Regions from separate parts of the Homo sapiens genome. Here region 2 is linked to region 1. A link is a loop called in an ENCODE intact Hi-C map of the cell type or tissue named here. Cell type or tissue: mesothelial cell of epicardium. All regions are shown on one strand. Links, peaks and the distances in the headings refer to the core of each region. The heading gives the core; the rest is flanking DNA. Region 1 overlaps COL11A2 (collagen type XI alpha 2 chain). Region 2 has its middle 19 kb from the start of HCG24.

What was found. A loop is a pair of places that touch in the nucleus more often than their neighbours do. Peaks named below come from ENCODE experiments on the same cell type or tissue, not always from the same donor. Only the 100,000 strongest peaks of a DNase experiment are listed, where the experiment ranks them.
Region 2: a loop joins it to region 1, with 7 times the contacts of the local background. A loop is called at or near these places in 12 of 110 quality-filtered maps.

The regions. Positions count from the first base shown.
Region 1 is chr6:33,173,735-33,176,642 of GRCh38, forward strand. COL11A2 (collagen type XI alpha 2 chain) reads right to left here. Exons shown (of 66, transcript NM_080680.3): 27 at 2,699-2,752; 28 at 2,525-2,569; 29 at 2,282-2,335; 30 at 1,840-1,947; 31 at 793-846; 32 at 431-484; 33 at 277-321; 34 at 139-192; 35 at 1-11. Among named protein-coding and RNA genes, the nearest start is that of COL11A2, 17 kb to the right of the region's middle. In mesothelial cell of epicardium, for the core only: no CTCF peak of the experiment used is centred there; DNase peaks (open chromatin) are centred at 1,357 and 1,728.
Region 2 is chr6:33,122,438-33,125,345 of GRCh38, forward strand. It overlaps the pseudogene HLA-DPB2. Among named protein-coding and RNA genes, the nearest start is that of HCG24, 19 kb to the right of the region's middle. In mesothelial cell of epicardium, for the core only: a CTCF peak has its summit at 1,458 (motif pointing right); no DNase peak of the experiment used is centred there.

The sequences.
Region 1 (2,908 bases), core at 1-2,500:
CCAGATGTTCCCTGTGGGGGGAAACAGAGTCAAGGAGTGGGAAGAGCTGCTTTCCAGCTGTCCCCGAGGTCAGGATGTTGAGGGAGAGCTGGGGCTGAGTGGGCAGGGGGCAGTTGGAGCCTTGTAGAGACCATTCACCTTAGCTCCAGACTTCCCAGTGGCACCTCGGGGTCCCCGCTGACCCCGTGGACCCTACAGAGGGAAGAGGAGTTGTCAGAGAAACCCAAATGCCCCCCTCTGGACCTTGAGCCACCTGTTTCTCTCCCCTGCACTCACCGTGGGGCCCCGTTCTCCCCGAGGCCCTGACTTCCCCGACAGGCCCTGGTGGGAATGAAGCAGAGAGAACATTACCCAGGGTGAGACTCCCCACAGACCCCCTCTACACCTCTCCAGCCCTTCCCTTCTCACGCCCTCCCACCCCCCAGCTTACCCGGGCTCCCTTCTCTCCACTGGCACCAGGAAAGCCAGGAAATCCTAGGGACCCCTGGTGAGAACGGAGAAGGGGGGAAATTGAGAAGTTATGAAAGGTAGGGTTCAGGAAGGGGCAAAGGGGGTCAGGAGAGGCCACAAAGGCAGTGGCCAGGGAGACCCGAGCTCTGCCAAGAACTAAGTGGCCTTGGACAAACCCCTGCTGCTCTCTGGGCCTCTTTCGGTCATCTGTAAAATGGGGGTCAGCTAAATTCCCTCTGGGGTCCCCCACTGCCCTGCATCTGTGCTTTCTGGAATCAGGGATCAGGGAAGCGAAGAGGAGGAGGGAAGAGGAGGAGGGGCACGTATGGGGCATGGCATCACCTTGGGTCCCTGACGTCCAGGATAGCCAGGCAGACCAGGAACACCCAGCTTGCCCTGTGGAGGGACAGGAAGCAGTTAGGAGTGAGAGGAGGCCCAGATGCCACTCCACCCCTGGAGACCTCAACCCTCACATATAACAGCCAGCCCCCACCCAGCAACACACCCCACACACCCCAGCCTCTAGCCCCTCATTGCTTGCCCCACAGCTGCCTGACTTTTGTTGTCTCTCCTTCCCGTGAGTGGATTTTCCCCAATTCTAGTGCTGGGATCCCACCTCCCCTGCGCCTACAGAGGTATCAGGTCCTTCAGGGTCACTGTGATCTAGCTGCTTCCCACATGTCAACCTCAGCTCCATCTACCCCATGAGGGAGGTGGGATCTACCCCAGCACCCACTCCTGCTTCACCAAGACCAATCCCCCTGCAGGCCCTTTGCCCACCACACCCCGACTCCCGTGCATGCCCCCTTCCCCAGAGGCTCCAGGGCTCATCCTGCCCAGGCAGCTGCAGAGCAGGGCTTAGAAGCAGAGATTCTGAAGCCAGACTGCCTGGGCATAACCCCTGGCTCTGCCCTTCACTGGCCATGTAATCAACAAGCATCCCTGTGCCTCTGTAAAACCTCAGCAAAACAGTACGTCACATGCCTACCTCATAGGATAGATAGGACGCATCAGCACAGCACCTGGCACAGGGCAAGTGCTGGGGAGAGTCAGCTCTGGAGACCACAGACCTCACTGCTATTAGACTCTCTCATCTCAGAACTCCTGCTGCTTGGAGTCCGAACGCATGTTCACTCTGCCTTGAAGCAACAGCTACTCTCTAAGCTTCGTCTCCGTCCAACTCTTCGTGTCAGGGACTTTTCCCTGACTTCTTATATATCCCCTCTGCCCATCAGCAGCTGAGAGATGCCATTTACACAGACAGAAGTATGACTAATGCATGGCCATCTTCAACTGACTGGCTGACTTCAGCGGCGGGCACCCATGCCCATCCTGACCCCAGTGCCCACACCCCCAGAGGACCCAGGCACAGAACCCTCATCCCATCACCTTCTCGCCCATGAGCCCTGGGGGCCCAGGGTCTCCAGTCGGTCCAGTGCGTCCCTTTGGCCCCTCAGGACCATCCTCTCCCCTGGAACCAGGGACTCCAACTTCGCCCTGTGTGAGAGGGAAGGACAGGTGAGTGCTGGGGACTGGAGGTGGGCTCTGGGCCCAGAGGAGAAATGGGCAACAGTGAGGCTGAGGAGGGCTAGAGGGGTCCCAGGAGCCACTGCAGGACAGGAAGCCCACAGGGTAGGGATAGTGTAGTGATGGGAGGGCAGGCATGACACAGACCATGGGGCTATCATCCTGTAGGGGTCAGGCTCCCAAGGGAACACAGCACTGGAACTGTGGAGTCTGGAGACTCAGGAGAATAAACCGGTGCTTGGCGTCTCCAGAGTGGAGGCTCAGTAGAACACGGAATTGGGGCCAGTGTGGGGTCTCTACTCACCCTGTCACCTTTCACGCCTATGTCACCTTTGAACCCAGGAAAGCCATCCTCACCCTGAGAAAGATAGAGGTGAGAGGGCACCACAGATGACAGAGGGCTGGGGTTCTAATGGGAATTCTGAGAACATAGGTGGAAGCAGGGGCTCGGGAGCTGGACGGCAGTGCGGGGCAGGCTGGAGGGAAGGCAGTGAAGAGAGGAGATGGCAGGACTGAGGTGCTGGGAAGCTGGGGGCATGGTGCTCACCTTCTCACCCTTATGACCCTTCAGACCCCGAATTCCGTCCACACCCTAGAATTAGAGAGGGGATAGAAGTAGACTGATCAGGGGATGGAGGTGGGTTGGAAGGACCAAGCTCCTAAGACCCCATATAGCTCCCCTGACCACAGCCCTTTGTCTCCCAGCCTGGTGGTCAGTTACCTTGACCCCTCGAGGTCCTGGGTATCCTAGAGGTCCCTGAGGTCCAGAGGGACCCTGGAAGATAAAAGAGAGGCATTTATAAAGGGGCCTCAGAGTGTCACTGTGGGGGCCTCCAGGGGTGGAAGAAATGGAAGTAACAACATTGCTGTCTGGGTAGGGTTACGGGGCACAGGAATTGAGAATGTGGCAGAGCCATATGAATAATGAGAC
Region 2 (2,908 bases), core at 232-2,731, 51 kb before region 1:
TGCCTTCCTCTTATCTCAACTGCAAAGAGGCCTTCCTCTTTCACTAATCCTCCTCAGCACAGACCCTTTATGGGAATCAGCCTTGGGGACGGTCAGGTCAGGTCCCTTCCCACAAGGCCATGTCTCAGGCTGTCTCTCTCAGTGGGGGGAACCCTTGGACAATACCCAGGCTTTCTTGGGCAGAGGTCCCTGCGGCCTTCCACAGTGCATTGTGTCCCTGGGTACTCGAGACTGGAGAATGGCAATGACTTTCACCAAGCATACTGCCTACAAACACATTTTTAACAAAGCACACCCTGCACAGCCCTAAATCCATTAAACCTTGAGTCAATACAGCACAGGTTTTCTGCGAGCACAGGGTTGGGGCTAGGGTTACAGATTAACAGCATGTCAAGGCAGAAGAATTTTCCTTAGTACAGATCAAAATGGAGTTTCTTATGTCTTCCTTTTTCTACATAGACACAGCAACAGTCTGATTTCTCTTTACTTCCCCCATATTGGCAACCCTAAATAAGGGGAATTCTCAGATGGTTCCCTTGGAAATTGCCTTTCTAATTCTGGGGGATTATTTTCTATAGGCCTACCTGATATGCCTATTTAAAAAGCTGGGCTGATCTTACAGTGCTTGCAAAGGTTTAGTAAAAAAGCCATGCCCTTGTGCAAAAGAAAATGAGTCACTTTTCTCTTCAAAGTCCTGAGGTTAAAGGAGTTCCAGTGTTTCAGAGTGCACTCCAGAGGGGTGCAAGCTGAAGCTGGTCTGTCACCCATCTAGAAAAAGAAGTGAGAATAAAAGTATCCTTTCGTCCCCATTCTTTCATTGTGACCCAGGGTGGAGGAGAAGACAGTGGAAGTGTCCTCCCTACTGTTTTCTCTCCTTGGTTCCTGGGTCCTGGCAACGTGTTAAATGTACCACCCATGGTTGTAGGCGTGGTCCTCCAAGCCGTGGAACTGGATAAACTAAGTGATGGGATTAACCATACTTTACCCACACAACCTTAGCTTATCCACCTTATGTGATCCCCTTTGACGTCCTAAATTTGTGTGATCTGCCTGGCTCCCAGAAAAATGGATCTCCAGAGAGACTATGTCATCTTTGGGTAGGCTCCTTTAACGGAGGCAGTGTGCTAGATTGCCTGCCATTACGGCCCATGCTAAGACATTTACCCTTAGCAAAATGGCTCTGGTTAACTTCCGAACCTAAAATCCCCTTGCTAATTAAGTACTATCCTAATTGGAGACGGAAATGAACGTAGGAACCTAATGGCTGTTTTTCCTGCTGATGAGACAGTATCAGAACTAAAATTTCACTACAGAGGACATTTTACTCCAAACTGTTGAAGACAGTGCTTTCTCGTTCACAGAAGAGGCTTTTCTAGCGGCACGAAAGAATTTGGAAGCGGCAGTGTTACGGTAAAAAACCGACAAGGTGCCTGATGAAGAGGATTTTTATTTCCACTAGGTGGTGCTGTTGGCTTAGCACTACCATGTGCTCGCCAGAGAGGATAGAGAGTAACAGTTACTGCCTGTGGCATTTGCCGATCTTCCCTAACAGGAGTGTTTCCCTGAACTGTAAAACTTCCCGCAAATTGCACACACAGAGAGAGAGGACAGGAGACATAGTGACCACGGATACAAAGGAAAGGAAAATTTTGCAACGGGTTAGCTGGAGATCCATTACCAACACCTGGACAGGCTGTCGGAGGCTGCGTTCAGTCCAGAAGCCTTTGAATAACACCAGGGTGTGCCCTGGCCAGAAATTTTCAGTTGCCCCAAGACTTTCCCAGCCTCATGCGATGGTGAAGTTCTCCATGAAAGGAAACTGGTATGAAGAGATTCTTGAGATTAAAGAACAGATTTGACGTTTGCTCTATACTCACCACTCCGATGTTTCTATCTTCCATTCTGATTTGGATCCCGGATGAGCTCCCAAAATGAAACAGCTCCACTGTCTAGGGTATATACCCTGGTTCTTTACCATAGCCGAAAAGAATTCACAGCACGGACACACACAAGGAGTGGGTTTAGGAGCGGAAAGTTTAATAGAAAAGAGGAGTGAGAGGAAAAGCTTCCTAATGCTGATAAGGCAGGTCACCCAAGAGAGGGTCTCCTGTTTCTGGTGGAAAGCAATTGGTTTTGTACAGAGGCTTGAGGAGGCAGTGATTGATTTACATAGGGCTCAGGGGATTGGTTTGACCAGGTGTGTCATTTACATAACCTGCAAAAAGACTGGCCTTCCCACCCTAGTATTTTATTATACAAATGCGGCCTCCACCTGGTGGCGGCCATGATACCTGTACACGTGCTTTAACCTGGAGGCTGCCTTGACACCTGTAAACGTAGAAGGGAAAGAGGGTGAGAATAGCCATATTGAATTACCTGACTTCCAGGAACAGCTGCCAGCATTTACATAAAAGCTTCTAGTTTGCATATCTATGCCTGAGTTTTCAGGCTGCTTTCTGTTAGAGAAAAAATGGCTTGGGGCTGCTTTTTATTAAAGGAAAATTCCACCCAGAACTTTTACCCTTTTTAGCTGCCTAAAAATAATCTCTTAATAACTCGTGTATTAATTTGGCCAAGAGAGAAATCCCGTGAAGGAGACCAAAAAGCACCAGTGAGCCTCTCACTAAACAAGGACCTTTGTCCTAGAGAAAGAGGAAAGAATGAAGGGGGAGGAGGAGGAGGCTCAGGAGGTCACACCATTGATCCCTCTGTTCCTGGGAAAGTGAAAGGAAGGTCATCTGATAAGAGGGAGAAGATGCACACATTGAGTAAGGATGAGGAGAGTGACATGGGTTTAGGAAAGTTGCTGGCGTAATTGGTTGAGAGAGGTGTCCAAATAAAAGTAATACAATTTGCAAAATCTGTCACTAAGACTTCATAGAGGCCCAAATCAGCGACATGGCAGCAT